2 separate regions of the Mus musculus genome follow, and region 2 is linked to region 1. A link is a loop called in an ENCODE intact Hi-C map of the cell type or tissue named here. Cell type or tissue: gastrocnemius. All regions are shown on one strand.

Region 1 (8,000 bases):
TAGAATCATCTCAAGGCAGGCGCTGCCAGTGACGTTGTGAGTCAGGAGAACAAAGTCACAGAAGAGCAATTTTGAAACACAGGATAGAAAAAAGATGTGCACAGAGAATCAAGATAAAAAGAGGCCATACTTGAGTGAGCCATGCTGGGGGTAGTCAGAGAAAGAGAATTTCCCTGGGTTTAGGGAACAATTTAATACATGGAGCTAGTTCTAGGGTGTTAGAGGGGCGAACAATCAAAAGAAAGACAAAGGAGCCCAAAGACTGGTAACTGCAGACCACTCTGTTGTCCTAGAGCAGGGCCAGGAATGAGCGGACAGAGGCCTGGCACAGAGTCTGGCAGGAGCTGCAGGTTAGCAGTCTCCTCAGTAGGACCTTCAGCCAGAGAGGAGAGAGAACTGTCATGGAAGATGCACAAGGACAACAGAAAGGGGAAGAGACAAAGCAAGTCTGCTTCCCATCTGGGACTCTCCGTGGCAAATGCGACAAGAAGTGAGCTGAGTCAGGACACTAGTAAAAGACTGTAAAATTCAGTCTGTGTCCTACCAGGCAAACCAGAGGAGAGGGCATGCTCCAGGAAGCCAAGATTGAACCACATGCATTTCAATATCACATAGCCCAAAGCTAGAAGACTGAAGTGAGATTTACAATATTTCAAACTAAATGAACATGAAAATGTAACTCATCAGAATCTGCGGGTTGTGGAGAACGCAGTGTACACAGGAAGCTTCTGGAATGAAATGCAGTGATCGGAAAATACGGAAAATGGAAGATTCATAGTGTGCGTTCCACCTCAGGGAATGAGGTGGAAAGGCAGGTGCATGCAGCCCAGAGCAAGCCCAGGACAGATATGATGAGACCTGAAAAGAAAGCCAAGGATGTTGGAAACAACACCAACAAAGAAAGTCAACACACCTGAAGACCGATGCAGTGGACTTCCTGTGGCCCTCGCCAAAGTCACACCCTGAAACCAACCCCCAAGCTGAGTCCCTTGGGAGGTGATGGGGTCGTAGTTGGCTTCAGAGAGTTGCCCCACCCCTACCCATCAGTGTCAGGACACAGTGATAAGGTTCCATCCATGAACGAGGACATCAGATCTGGTGCCCTCAATCTAGGATTGTGACTTCCAGAACAGTGAGACACAGACCTTTGCTGTTTATAAACCACTCTGTGTTGGGGATTGGTTCTAATGCTTCGAATTATTCAGGAATCTGCAGGTCTAAATGCTGAAGGTCCCTGTCCCCAACTGGCTTTTGATTGATCAATAAAGAGTCACAGACCAATAGCTAGGTGGAGAGAGAGAGGGAAGGGAGCTTTTAGATTGCCCAGGCTTGGAATTGGGAGAGAAGAAGATAGAGAACCACCATGACTCAGGGAAGAAGGATGGGATATAAGGAGCCACTGGCCACTTCCCCGCTTGGGCCTGGGATAGCAGGGGAAGGTTTAGTAGTCTCAGGAGTACTGGAGCAGAGCATTTGTTAGTAGGGAAGGTTTAGGAGTGCCCAGCCTTTGAGCTAGTCACAGCATAGCATAAATTAACTGATGTGTGTGTGTGTGTGTGTGTGTGTGTGTGTGTGTGTGTGTGTGTGTGTGTGTGTGTGTGCGCGCACACACACACATACACACACACACACATGTCCTTCATTAGCCAATCCAGATTGCTCCTGAATGAGCATGCTCTTATGTCCTAATTGGAACCAAAGCATTGTAGCCAACTATGGCTAAAACTTGGCCTCTGGTGTTGTGCTATAGTAGCCTTAATAGTATAAGAAAATGAGGACAATACCATATATACCCTATCCCTGTTGGGATGGGGGAGTAAACCAAAGAGGCCATGGGTGCAGATGACTCAAAAGTTAAGAACTTTTGTTGCTCTTGAAGTGGATCTGAGCTCAGTTCACTTCTCATAACTTACATGGTGAATTGCAATCATCCATAACCGCCATTTTCAGGGATCCTACACTCTCTTGTGGCCTCTACTAGCACCATGTTGAACAGACATACATGTAGCCAAAACTCACACACATAAAAAAATAAAATAAAATTTTAAAACAGACACCATTACTGCTGTCTGATCTCATAAATATTGAAGTTATAATTAAGAAAATTTAACAAACTAGTCATTACAAATTTGATATCTGATATTTGAATAGTAAATAGACCTACTCTTTGAAAGATAGAAGAGGGAAAACTTACATAATGAGATTAAATAGGAAGAGGACATTGGACTGTTTGTTAGTGATCCACCACACACACACACACACACACATACACACACACACACACACACACACATACACACACACACAGACACCACACTTCTGGTGAATTCTACTACATGTTTAATAAGCAGTTTTTATGCATTATTTGTGATTTCTTTTAAGAACAGGAGCATAAACAGGATTCTGCCTGTGAGATCAGAATCATAGTATCCCCCAAATAGAAAACAACCCTGAAAGAAAGTAAAACCACTCACAGAACCTCTCGTGAACACACGTGTAGAAATCTTCCAACGTATCAGGAAACACAGTCTAATGGCGCTCAGATGCACCACAGCCAAGAAGAATTCGTGCCAAGCATGTGGGAATGACAGAACTTGGAAAAGGGTCAAGTATGTTCCACAAACCTTTTTATCCAGTACATAGAGAAAACCGTACAATAATATCAAGTGGTGCAGGAAAAACCACCAGGCAAACTTAATACCACTTATGGCAAGGACACAACAACAGAATAAGACTAGAGAGGAACCTTCCCAATATTATGTTGAAAGAAAACAAAGACTGGAGAGATGTCTCCTGGTTAAGGATACATTTTGACTCTTGCAGAGGACCAGAGTTTGGTTCCCAGCAACCACATCAGTGGCCTAAACTGCCTGTAGCTCCAGCCCCATTGAATCAGAAGTCCTTTTGTGGCTTCCATGGGTACTGCACTCATGTGCACGTGTATACACACACACACACACACACACACACACACACACACACACACACACACACACACAGGGACAGGGACACAGAGAGAGGGGAGGGAGATGGAGAGATTGGGTTTCATGCACATACACACATGCACACTCATACACAATAATTAAAAATATTTTTAAAAAGAAAAGAGCAGTTCTTTAGCACCAACAGTTGGCATTATACTTCTGTAAAATGTTTCAATCTTTTCCCCTCACAAGACAAAGGGTGCTTCCTCTCACAATCTTTCTTTAGCCTCATCCTGAGTGTCTTAGATAGAGGAGAAAAAAGATGGTGATAAGCCGAGCCACCATTGGTGGAATATAATTGCCTATGCAGAAAATGCTTAAGAATTGATGCCCAACTCCCAAAATTAATAAGGGACTGCAGTAAAGTTGTGGATGTCAGGTTAGTGGAGCTACTGCTTCGCATAGATTTTTCAGTGGGGGATTCAAATCCAATCGTGTTTATAATATCAGCTGTGTATGCAAAACATGCATAAAATATGCATGTAGAAAACTAGGGCTCCCCCGAGAGAAGTCAGAGGCTGCCCATGCTTTTGTGTGAGAGATTAACATCGGGGATCTTAACTCTTTGTTCTTCTTTTTAAAACTTAAATTTTTTATCAGTTAAGTTGGTTCCTGGACAAGTACATACATTTATTCATTCATGCAATACCTTTCAGTTACTCTTCTTCCCACAGCCTCTCCTCTCCCCTTCGTACAGCTCTCAGTCCCCTCCCTGACATGTCCCTATCTCAGATTCATGACGTTTGGTTTTAGCAGTGACTCATTTAGTTCAACCAGGGTCATCTACATGAACCCTGAGATTACCTATTGTAGCATGAAGGGATAACCAGTGGGCACAACTGCTCCCCCTGCTGGACTCTATCAGCAGGAAATATTTCAACCGAAGGGAGCAGAGGCTCCCTGAGCCCTTCCCACACCCCTGCCTCACTGATGTTGGGTCTAGGTTTGTTGTTTTTGTTTTTCTTATAGTGTGTCGCTATGTATCCACACTCACCTCACTGCCTTGAGGTCTCTTGAATGGGCCGGGATTACAGACTCATGTCTTCATGCTCACTACAGTCCTTCATATCTAGTTGTAAGCTGGATAAAGTCCAATAATAGCAACAACAATAGTAATAAATTAATAATAATAATAAGGATAATGATAATAGGGAACATGATATCTGGCATGGAGCTGGAGAAGTAGCTGAGAGCTCACATTTTTGTCCACAAGTAGAAGGCAGAGAGAGCTAACTGGGAATGGAATGGCCCTTTTAAACCTCAAAGTCCATCCCAATGACATATCTTCTCTAACAAGGCCACACCTCTTAATCCTTTCCGAACAGTTCCACCAACCATGAGCTGAGCATTCAAGTTTATGAGCCAGCGTGGAGCATCTTCACTCAGAACACCACAGCGTGTTTTATATCTTACATCTCTCATTGTTGAAAATCTTTTACTTCTTCCTTTGTAGACTGCAACCATCCACTAGATCAAATTCAGGTTCCCCAGTAAGTCAGTTTTCTGTTGCAAGGGACAGCACTTTAACCCACTGGAAGTCCTGTCTCAGGTTTGATTGCGCGTTCTGCCTGGCTTTGATTGTGTACATAAGAGGGTGAGGCTGAAGGCTGTCACTTCTTATTGGTAATGCAGGTAAACCAGGACTTTAACTCTGTTTGAAGCCTGTGTGCTACAGAAAAACAGCATTGTGAAGACTTCACAGAAAAACCCTGGGGAGATGGGATGCCCTGTTCTGTACTGTACTCTTCTTTTTCCACAATAAAGGTTGGTTAGCTTTTAAGCTTCCTACACTACATGCAAGTGAGAGGAGAATCTGACTTAACCTCGTGTGATGTATGCTACTGAAATATTACAGAGTTTCATTTTCAAATGCTCACTCGGGGCTCCGGAGCTGGGGCAGCCTTCTAAAGAATAGCCAGCAGCTTTGATCCTAGCTAGAGATCTGATGGGGAATGTGCAGTAAATGAGCTTGGCCCTGAAGGGAGGATAGCCCAGTGAGAAGATGCCCACTGCAGAAGCCAATTGTGAGGAGCAGTGTTTGAGCCCTGGGACACACATGAAGTATTTGAGCACACTAGGACTACTTGTACCCCAGTGATGGGGGAGAGAGAGAGACACATCTCTGTTGTTCGCTGGCCACCAGCCTAGCCTGATCTGCAAACTCCAGGATGGACATTCTCTCTCTCTCTCTCTCTCTCTCTCTCTCTCTCTCTCTCTCTCTCTCTCTCTCTCAAATGTGAGTAGCTCACAAGGAACAATAAATACTTAAGGTTGGCTGCAGGCCTCCATACGTGTACACAAGTATGTAACCAGAAACATGGGTACCACATCCCACATCAGCATAGGCACTCATGAATTGAAACAACGAAGACTTATTTTACTTCTGTACCTCCCATGGAAAGAGGGTTCTCCCGGTATCTCTGACACAGAAGCAGCATCGCTTCCAAGGGCTGACCCTGCACAAGGCAATTGGAGGAGTTAAGGCTGCCGCGGGAGCCCCAAGCACTGGACATTGAAACATATTAATAGAAGTTGACAGACCAATCAGAGTGTGAAGGAAACGAACCTGAGAACACATTTGGCTTCTTCACGTGAAAATGAACAGACTCGGGGAGAATCAAGGCCAGTTTAGATCCTTACCGCCCGCCACAGCACCGTGTCCTGCGTGAGGCCGCTCTGCTAAAATGTTGCTGGGGGCAAGGAATCTGTGTCCTTAGAACAGACATGTTACACCATTCCAAGGCCAGCACACATTTCCTTTATTTAACCTGTTGGTGATAGTATGCTCTCCTGTGTGCTTCACAGGCCACCAGGTCTTACCATCAGAGAGCAACTGGTGCTGGAGGTGACAGGCCACAGGCAGAAAAATCCTATTTAATTACCTTGCATCCTGAGTCTTTGGTGAGTGTTTGCATGTAGACCTTGGGTGGCACACGTGGAGATCTCTCTTCTTCCGGAGTCAAAGGGGAGTGTGCAGGGTTCTGGAGTGACATCATGAAAACCACCTTTCTCTGTGTGTATATGTGTGTGTGCACAAACACGTGCATGTGTGTATATGTTTGCCTGTGTATATGTGTGTATGTATGCATGTGTGTGTATGCATGTGTATGTGTGTTTACATGTATGTGCATGCATGTATGTATATATGTACCTGTGTGTGCCTGCATTGCATGTGTGTATATGTGTGCCTGTGTGTACATGTATGCGCAAGTGTGTATGTGTGTGACAGGAGAAAATGACTTCATGCTTAAGAGCACCTGCTACACACAAATGCCTGAAACTCCATTCCAGGGAGTCTGATGTGGCCGACACAGACTCCACATGTAAGTTAACAGATACCATACACACACACACAGAGAGAGAGAGAGAGAGAGAGAGAGAGAGAGAGAGAGAAAGAGAATACAATAAATCTTTAACAACACAAGGACAAGGAAAGGTAAATGACCTGGTCCTAATTAAGCCATGGATTTTCCCCTCTTATCTAAGGTGCTGCTTGTCACTAGGAGACTGGGCTATTGTGTGACACCCTTTTTTATCTTTCTCTCAGTCCTGTGACCTTCTTCCTAGTCCTGAGATGCTGGGCCACCACAGCACCTTACAAAGTACACTGGCTGAAAACCATGGCCTCTTTCACATCTGATAACGAGCTAATGATGGCATACGGGTCTTGGCTGATGTTCAGCCCGCCCTGGTGAGCAGTGGAGATCGGGCCCCTGAAAGCACTTTCTGTAAGAGGGCAGATCATAAATATTTTAGACTTTGCTTGCCAGGCAGTCTCCATGCAGCTTTTCCACTCCACTGTAGTCCTGGGAAAGCCGCCAAAGGCAGTGTGTACACTACTAAGTCTCTGCCCAACACAGCTGTTTACAGAGGCAGGTGCTGGCTCCTCAAACCACACAGTGCCAACCCCTGGTCTGGACCCTAGGACTCTGTGATGCAGCCAGCACTGGCACCCGTGGTTGGTAGCATCACTGTGCATCATTACTCTGATCATTCAGAGCCCAGCTGTGGAAAAGCTGAGGCCAGGCCCTCCCGAGAACAGTCCTCATGGACCTCATGAAAGAGAGCAAATGACCTCGCTCAGTGACAGTCTGACTGCATATTAAGTCAAGTCCATCTCCAGAGGATGTACTGTAGGTGCCACCCCACGCTGTCCCCAACTGTGACCTTTGCCCTTACAAGCAATCAGACTTGCCCTTATCTACCTACCATGGGCAGATGTCCATCCAGCTGTGTGCTGGGACAGAGGCTTAGGGACAGAGAGCTCTACTAGGGCCAGTTGGATGTTCAGGTTGGGCAGAAGACTGCACTTGAGAATCATGGCACCCCAGGCTTGTGGACTACACTGCAGAATGCTGTCGGGGCCTTTAATGAGCAAATCCTCCAGAGAGTTAGGAACATGAGAAGTCACTCAGCTGCATTATTGACTTGGGTGATCTGGGCCACTGCTGGAGTCCTGACAGGGAGGGGATGTGGCAGGTCCAGAAGCCAACATGAGAGGGATGGTGGCTGAGTTCCCCAGGGTGTGGCCAGAACAGACACACACCTGACATGCGAGTTGCCAGCTGCATATCATTTGTTAGACTTAGTCTACCAGCAGGTTCTCATTCTTGTATGACTGTTGGGTATTTTTTTGGTGGGGACATTCAAGATAGACAACATCAACTCAATTAATAATTTAACTTTCTGCTTTTAAAATAATTACATAACATTTTTTCTTTTATTTTATTTCATGGATTGAATCTTTTAACCACAGTGGGGTGATGGCAGCGATAATAATTATTCAAATGCCTTCCTCCAATGCCCAGAGCTCTCAGCATCATCCCTCACCCATGGCCCACCACAGAGCAGCAGAGCTCTGAAGCTGTCATGAGAGGCGTTGCCCACAGTAGCACATTAACCCCTAAGACCAGCAAGTCCTTTCACATTCCCTTGCAGAGGCCAGAAACAGAGACTGACGGAAGGACAGATGGTTAGCTGTGATTACATGAAAATGTCACAAAGCCATGTGATGGG
Region 2 (8,000 bases), 260 kb before region 1:
ATGGGAAGGTGGTAGGTTCCGTTGGTGAACAAGAGAAGTGGTTAGTTGAAGTGAGGCTGGACCGGTCTAAATGGCAAGCTTCCTGCTGTTTCATCTCTCTTAGCATCTCGTTGGGAATAACCTCTTAGTGTCTACACCATGAGGGCTTCGGAGACCGGTCACCCTGGGCTTCCTATGGCTTGTCATCCTGCCAAGGTGATTGTGCATAATGCCTGGAGTAGCACCAGCCTCTCGATCTCATCAGCCTGAAAGATGCTTCTTCTGGAAGCTTGGGTCTGGATGCTCCTTCCACACTAACGCCAAGGACATCATTCTGTAAGACGAAGCCAGTGTCCACTCTCCACGGAGAGCATGAGAAAGGAGAAAGAAGTGAGAAGGGTCTCCAAGCCAAACCCCTGGGTGGCAACCAGCGAGCGACTCATTGTTGCAACAGGAAAGATATCTGGGTTATGACAGCAGAAGAGAAAATGGCTCTAAGTACTTATCACACTCGGTAAGACTTTGTAAACACAGAAACCAGATGTTCTAGCTGAAAGCATCTAACCCTGAAAAGAGAACGAACACAAATGTTTTAACAAATGAATTGTTGCCAAATCTGCTACAAGATGCCGATGACCAGATATTTAACATTTGTCCTTATTCAGAGTCACGAGAAATAAGCAGACACAAACTGAGTTGGGTAACACCACAGAGCATGCTTTCTGTGACCTTCATTCTCCCCTGGGGAGGTGGGGAGGCGGGAGGCTGTCACCCATCCCCTGTGATGGCACAGGCAACAGTAACTCACCTGTTTCCTGGAGTTGTTAAATCAGGGAAGACAAATGGCCACAGGAGCAGGATCCCTTCCTCCTACATGTCAAATCCCTCACACGTTATATTTAAAAAATACAACTTGAAATCCTAGCCAGCCATGTCCCCTGCAGGAGACCAGAGAGCCTTGAAGACAGAAGAGAGGCAGGTAATCCTTGCAGCTGACTGAGGGATGCAGAGAGCAAAGAATGACAGATACCCAAGAGGACAGAACAGACCTGGGAGGTAAGGGTGGGGCTTCCGAGAACTGAGCTGAGGGAGCTAAAATTACATGCAGTAGCTCTGTCTTATTTTTCCATGTGTCATACAGCAATGGCTTAGCCTGAGGCCAAAGCAGTTACTGCAAGCTCTGGGGTGACAAGACTGAATGCTGTGACCTCAGGAAGGCAAGGTGGGGGAGGGTAGGCTTCACACCCAGAAAACAAGATCTGTCAACCCAGGGGCAGTGGGTCTCATTCCCTGGAAGAAAAGCAATGGGTTCAGTGCTTGGAGCTTAGAGCGGTGGGGCAGCAGACACTTGAGGAGAATCAACAGTAGACACGTGCGATACCAGTGCAACAGATGGAAGGAGCCAGACGCTCTCGGAGCAGGGCTAGCCGGTTCAGTGAGCAGACTAAAAAGAGCAAAGAGAGATAAGTACACCCCAAACCAGGTAGGCACAGAAGCCAGGAAGTTAGAAATGGGAACATCAAAATCCCAAGCTGATCTGTGGGCAGAGGGCAGAGGAGACACAGCTAAAGCTTTCAGGACACTTCAGGAATCCCACAGGGATGTGTAGATACAAGGAGAGCCGAACCATGCGGACAGTAACCCCTTAAGATCCACACCTCCTTAAAGAATCCCGGAAGGAGAGAAGGGACCAGAGAACAAGGAAAATTAAGACCCAGTAATGGTTCTGAGAGGAGGAAAGACCCACCCTAGACACGTAGGGGGGAAATTCCAGAAGAACAGAAAAGGATCAGATTATTCAAAACCCCCAGAAAGAAAAATGATATTTTTGGCTTAGAGGCAGAATTCTAGCAGTGTTCGGCTTCCCCGTGCCAGCAATAGATACCGGGAGACAGTGGAGACATGGCTTCACAGTTCCAGGGAAGCTGTTTGCATAACTAATCTTGCACTCAGCCAAAATAACACCGATTCATCAACACTTAAGGATTAGGAAATCTGTCTTGCGGAGACCTGGGAGGATAATGGGATGGTCACTGGAATGTCACAGATTGCAGCACATTCTGTCAAATGTGACATCAAATATCAAATATTCTATCAAATATGCCACGAGCTCAGGATTACATGAGCACTCATCGTACAAAAGCGGTGCAAGCCACGTCAGACTGTCCAGGCTGCATTTGCAGCCTCAGCTTCTAAGTGGCAATGCCCCTGCTCCCTCCTCTGCCTGGCGCCCTCCTAGCTGTGAGGTTTTCACAAGCCTCACTGCCTCAGAGGCCTCTATCAATTTAACCAGGCTCCATTAATAAGCACAAAGATGGTTTACATGTTTCCCTACTAAACAGTTATAGCAGTGAGTGTCCCTTAGTCTTTTGTGTTGCATATGAGTAATATTTATACAGGGGGAGGCCCTAACATGGGAATAATTACAGATAAAAGAGAACAGAAAATTAGAAACTTCACAGATGTAGCAAACCCACTCCAGTGTAATCACGGCCACTTATTTACTCTTCAGATAACAGAACTCTGCACTCAGCTCTTCCCGAAGTGCGGTGTGTATGTGTGTGTGTGTGTGTGTGTGTGTGTGTGCATGTGTGCGTGTACATGTGTGGTGTGTATGTGTGTGCTTATGTAGTGTATGGGGTGTGCAGAAGGTGTGTCCTTGATGTGTGTGTGGTGGTTTTGTATGTATAAAGTTGGTACATGAGTGGTAGACATATGTGGTTTCTTTGTGTGTGGTATGGTATGGGCTTGGTGTGTGGTGTGTGCATGTGGTGTGTGTATGTGTGCACATGTGTGTGATATCATTGTGCATGTGCGTATCTGCATGTGTGAATCATGGGGTATGTGGGATGGCGTGTATAGTGAATTTGTGTGCATTTATATGAATATGTGCGAAGTGTGTTTGTGTATAGGTCTGTGCTGTGTATGTGTTATGCATACATGTAGATATGTGGATGTTTGTTGGTGTGTACACTGACATGTAAACGTGTATATTTGTGATATGTGTATGTGGTGGATGTGGTGTCCTTTCGTGCACATGTGTGTGATGTGTCAGTGTGTGTGTGTTCTGAGTGCAAGTGTGTGGAAGGCGTGCACACCGGAGCCACTGTTGGCAGAGTCCTGTCTGCGCTGCCACTCTCCACCTACAGATGGCGCTGTTGCCTTGCTCTCCATTACTCAGGCCCAGGGATGGCCGTAATTACAAAACAAAAAGAGATTACACTGCATACAGGTGGGCTGCCTGCTTTTGTTGTTTGGGCCTAGCAGGCCAGGATCTATTCTTCACAACTTCCAGGCTGTAAAACTCAGATAACTTTGAGATGTGCTATTCTTCAGAAAGAAAAAAGAGAAGATTATATTTGACCATCGTTTTTGAAATCTTCAGAAATAAGCCCTTTGAAAATAAGTCTTTGAGAACTTCCGAGGGTGTGCATCCAGCCAGAGCGGTTCAAGGGAGACCAGCCAGTTAGGCTTCAGTTTTCAAGTTCTTCATTCTTGTCCTCTTCTAAACAAAAACACATGCAAATGCCCTGTTCCCTCATCAGAGAGCGAGTGTGTGTGTGTGTGGGGGGGGGGGGGGGGTGTCTCACAGCTTTGTAGAGCCCAGGGCTGTTGGTGGTTGCTTCTTGCAGGTAGACACTGTGGGCAGGAAGGAGTGGGCATGGCTGACCATCAGGCCTTCTGGATTGTGTCCATGGAAATGATTCAGATGTGCCCGGCGCTGGGATTTGGGTCCAGCCTGGGACCTTTCTCTCTTCTGCAGGAAGGAACTTTCAGTTATGCTCAGGATCCACAGCCCAGCCCGGCTGAGCTCGGGTCCATCTGTCAGGGATGTATGTATACTGCAAACCCTGCCTGTTGCAGCTGGCCTGTCTCTGCACAGCTTTGTACTCGTGGCAGCCTATTGGGAGTGGACAGCACCACGTGGTCCTCTCAGAATGAAAGATGCGGAGATACAGTGACCTTGAATCCCAGTCAAGATCGTGAATAATTGAGAACAGAACTCAGCTGCAGAACACACTCTGAGCTACTCAGTTTTCAGTGCTCTGAACACGTGATCATGACCTTTCCCGTCTACCTGGCTCCGGTTCCCAGCTCCAGGCCCTCGAGGCTGCTGTTGTGCGCTGTGGTAGAGCAATGCTTGTCCACATTAGTGAAAGTTGAGTTTTCCTGTGTGAGTCTCGGTTCCATCGGAATGGGGCTGCTAAGCAGCGTTCACACAGACAAGCAGAGTGAGCTCTGAGAACCGTAAAAACACATAGATGGCTTCATGCGTCCCCAAAGGAAACTACAGAAAGTTAGATGGACTTTGGAGGGTGCAGGGCTGTGTTGGCAGAGCTGATGTGGCTAACAGGTGCTGAGCAGGGCAGCCATGTGAGATGGGAGGCCTGAAGCAGGCTCCTCCAGCACCAACGGAGTTAACAAAGGCTGGGTCTCCTGTACGTTCATCCGTCCATCCGTCCATCCGGCAGAGCTGACATGGGGATCCAGGGTTGCTTTAAATGCTTGCCCTGCTGGAGAACCCTGGGCAGAAGTCATGGAAGGAGTCCTGGGTACTGTTCCAGAAAGTCAGAGGCCAAGAGCAAAATGGAGATCTGAGCCAGGAGGTCATGACCAAGGACCACAGTGCCCATCCAGGTTTAATTACAGCCAGAGTCCCGAGGCAGCAAGAGTCCAGCAGAGCAGAGAGCAAAGGGCACCTGGATAATGGAGCTCCCAAGTCGAGCTACAAGATGCTGAGGGTGGGACAAAGCTGCCAGTTTGCTTGCTGCTCCAGTACTCCTCTCTCTGGAGAGCAGCTGTGATAGGCCCCTTGCCCTGTGTCCACACTGATAGTCTTAGCTGTTCCAGCTGTTGAACGGCAGATGCTTGGAGTCCCACTTGGAGGAGGAGTCCAGAGTTAGGTCAAAATCTTTGGCACCCAGGGTTGAGCTTGATTAGTAATGCCTGCCAGGGGTACAGACATAACAAATAGGCACGCATGTTTGAGCTCTCTGGCTCTGAAGGCAGGGATTGATTATTAATGCCTTCCAGGAACACAGGTATAGTGAGTAAAGGCCTGTGGATTTGTATCTGTCTCTGGCTACCTGCAGTGAGTGGCACAAGCTGTGCCATCTGGGAGTCCGAGTTTTGGAAATAACTTTCACTTTGTAAAGTGTTGCCCCCATTTGGACTGTCTTCCAAAATTCTGTCCTGCAGGATTCAGGTCCTAGCAGCTTGAGCTGACTCGGCTACACAGCGTGCACATTTCTGCTCACTCTTCAAGTCATTGTCATGTCCTGCGTCCCCTCTGTCTCCCCCATGGTTTACAGGGATCCTTGAGAGTAGAAACGCCTTTAGAAGCTGCGTGTTCTCAGGGCCTGGCACATCGCCAATCCAAGTGGATGCTCGTTTCGCTCCTGTCCTTCCTCCCTATCTCCCTTTAAAATCAGCGCCGGACTGCACAATCCAATGCAACGCTCCTTTAACTGTACAAATGGATGCTTTCATCTGGCTCAATTTTCATAAAAGAGTACAGGGAAAGAAATTAAAATACAAAAATTCGGGCTGGAGAGACATCTCAGTGGTCGAGCCTGCTCTCCTGCCAGGAGTTGAGTTTCCAGCCTGCGCAGTGGGTGGCACACAGCTGCTTGTAACTCCAGCCCCAGGAGGATCTGACACCTCCTCTGGCCTCTGCAGGCACTTACATACACAGGCAAGTACACATTATTATAACTAAAAAATAACAATAAATTTTTAAGTACAAATATAATGAGGTTTAGTTAGGAACAGAAAGCCTCTGTCAGCTGAGTTTTTCATCCACACAGAGCTGTGGGGATTGGGGAGGTGCTGGGCTTTCTTGAGAGTCTGCACATGGTGGTTGGTGCAATGTCCTCACTGCCTCAAGGGTTCCAGTGTTAAGGGATACTGAAGCTTTGTGGTGCTGGGGAGCAGGGAGGCATGACTTGGTTTGAGAGCTGGGTAAAGCCACAGTGGGGCAGAGACACTTACTTGGATGTAGGCATTCAAGCAGCAGTTGGTTCAGGGGCAGTGCGGAGATGGCAGCCATCTTAGCTGGCATTTCCCTGAGTCTGCTGTTTCACCCCAGGTGCTTGCTGTGGATCAGTCAGCTGATCCTGACCTGACTTCTCTGTCAGGCCTGTGTCATTGTTACCGCTTTGCAGACGCCTGCTGGAGGCCAGCGTACAAATGGAGCTGCTCCACACCGGAAGTGAGCGGGCTCAAAGGGATGCCCCATGTGGAGTGACTTTGGCAAGTGACCTTGGCAAGTTCCCAGTGGTCTTCATTCTCTTGGCCAATAAATGCCAACCAGATTTCCTCTGCTGGGGCCCGGTGAGCATGTGTGCATTGGGCACAGATGAGGTATATCTCTGGGAGCTTGGGGGTCCACAGGACTGAAGGAGATACACACTTCTTGGATCCTACACCAGCATCTGCCCCGCCCTCACACTGTGCATTGCTGTAGTATTTACCGCAGTCTGCTTTCTCAGATATTTAATGCTGTGCACATCTGTCTCCACACAGGAGTGGAAGTGCTGTAGCAACAAGGGCCATATGCTTTTCATCTGTCCTGGAGCCTGCAATGGGGCTCTGCCAACTACCAAATGCAGTTCCACAAGCAATCACATGCAAGTTTAACTCTGTCCTGGCAGCCTGGGCTTGGACGCTCACCCTAGCCACCCCGGCTTCTCCTGGAGTTGAATCAACTTGACATGCATCCATTGGTGTCTACTGTGTGCTGGACTCCAGGGCAGGCAGAAAGCTGAGGGTCGTGTCGCCTCTGGCCCTGGAAGGGAAGGTGAGCCATGCTTTCGGGCTTTGTCCTAAGCTGTAGACATGCTCTGGGTCCAGACCTGCCCCCTGTGATGCCTTGACTCTGCCTCCTGCCTGGCAACAGTATGGTTGCCCACCCCCAGAGGCTGCCAGGAAGGAGGAACTGAAGAGGTCACATGACAGAAAGCATGCTGGTAGCTGACAATTGCTGGTTCTCACCTCCCTCACCCCTATCCCAGACACCAGCTCCTCTGTGTTGCTTAGCTCAGTGATGACACAGGCCACTCTCACAGGTGTTCACCAGTGATGAGCATGGGATTCTTGCTCTGGGCTTCCATGCAAACCATGATGTTGAACCTCATTGGTTCTCCACCCACTAGGTGCTGCCGCTGTCCCTGTGTGTATGTATTTTAAATGTGTCCTCACTATCACCAAATATCACCAGGGAGAGAGCAAACTCACCCTGCCTGGTGATTTTGAGAGGACGGTCCAGGGATCTGGGACTCACAGGTTTTCTTCTGCGATCCTACACATGCAGTGACCCATGTGTGCTTTGTTTTCGAGCTGGTGTGCATCTTCTTTCGTTAAGTAAAGCTCAGTTTTATAATTATTATTAATGTGCGGCTCACGTGCAAGCATTGGGAGCTCCCAGCCCTGAGGTTTGCTCACAAAGTAACCGGAGACTGGAGCCACCTCACAGGAAATGGTAAAACAGACGTGCCCCTCCCCCACCCAATCCCTTGGGATCCTGACCCTCAGACGTTGCTCCTCCCACTTTGCAGCAGTTGAGCCAGGTCTCCTGCTGCTTTATAAGCCAGGCCAGCTGGCTCTTGAGGGCTTGGAGGTCTCCAGTCTTCCCATCCCATCCCCCTGCAGGGATGTGCTGGGATTCTAGACATTTCTGATATCGAATTTGGTTTTACGTAGGTTCTGGGGATCGGAACTCAGACCTGCACACAAATGCTTTTAGCCACTGAGTCTTTCCCCAGGCTTTTCCTTGGCCTCTCCAGTAGCTGGGATTACAGGCCTGCCCCATTGTACCATCACGCCTGGGTTAATTTTTATTTTTCTATTTCGGTCATCGGTGTTTGTCTTTTGTGGAACAGTTCTTCCTTTCTTGTGTGTAAGTGAATGCTATAATTCCCTTCTGAATATTTGTATGTGGGATTAAGAAGCTTAGCCGAACGCATTGAGAGCACACTCATGGATAAACCGCATAGCATGAGTCTTTGCAAGTGAAGGGATTG

What was found. A loop is a pair of places that touch in the nucleus more often than their neighbours do. Peaks named below come from ENCODE experiments on the same cell type or tissue, not always from the same donor. Only the 100,000 strongest peaks of a DNase experiment are listed, where the experiment ranks them.
Region 2: it touches region 1 in a loop (2.6-fold over the local background); 8 of 42 quality-filtered maps call a loop at or near these places.

Annotation. Positions count from the first base shown.
Region 1 is chr2:178,882,060-178,890,059 of GRCm38, forward strand. No RefSeq gene overlaps it. Among named protein-coding and RNA genes, the nearest start is that of Gm35888, 35 kb to the left of the region's middle. In gastrocnemius, a CTCF peak has its summit at 3,837 (motif pointing left); a DNase peak (open chromatin) is centred at 3,847.
Region 2 is chr2:178,626,821-178,634,820 of GRCm38, forward strand. It overlaps Gm40031 (a long non-coding RNA gene), which reads left to right and starts at 7,938. Exons shown (of 3, transcript XR_867146.2): 1 at 7,938-8,000. In gastrocnemius, no CTCF peak of the experiment used is centred here; DNase peaks (open chromatin) are centred at 3,125, 5,336, 5,585, 6,200 and 3 more places.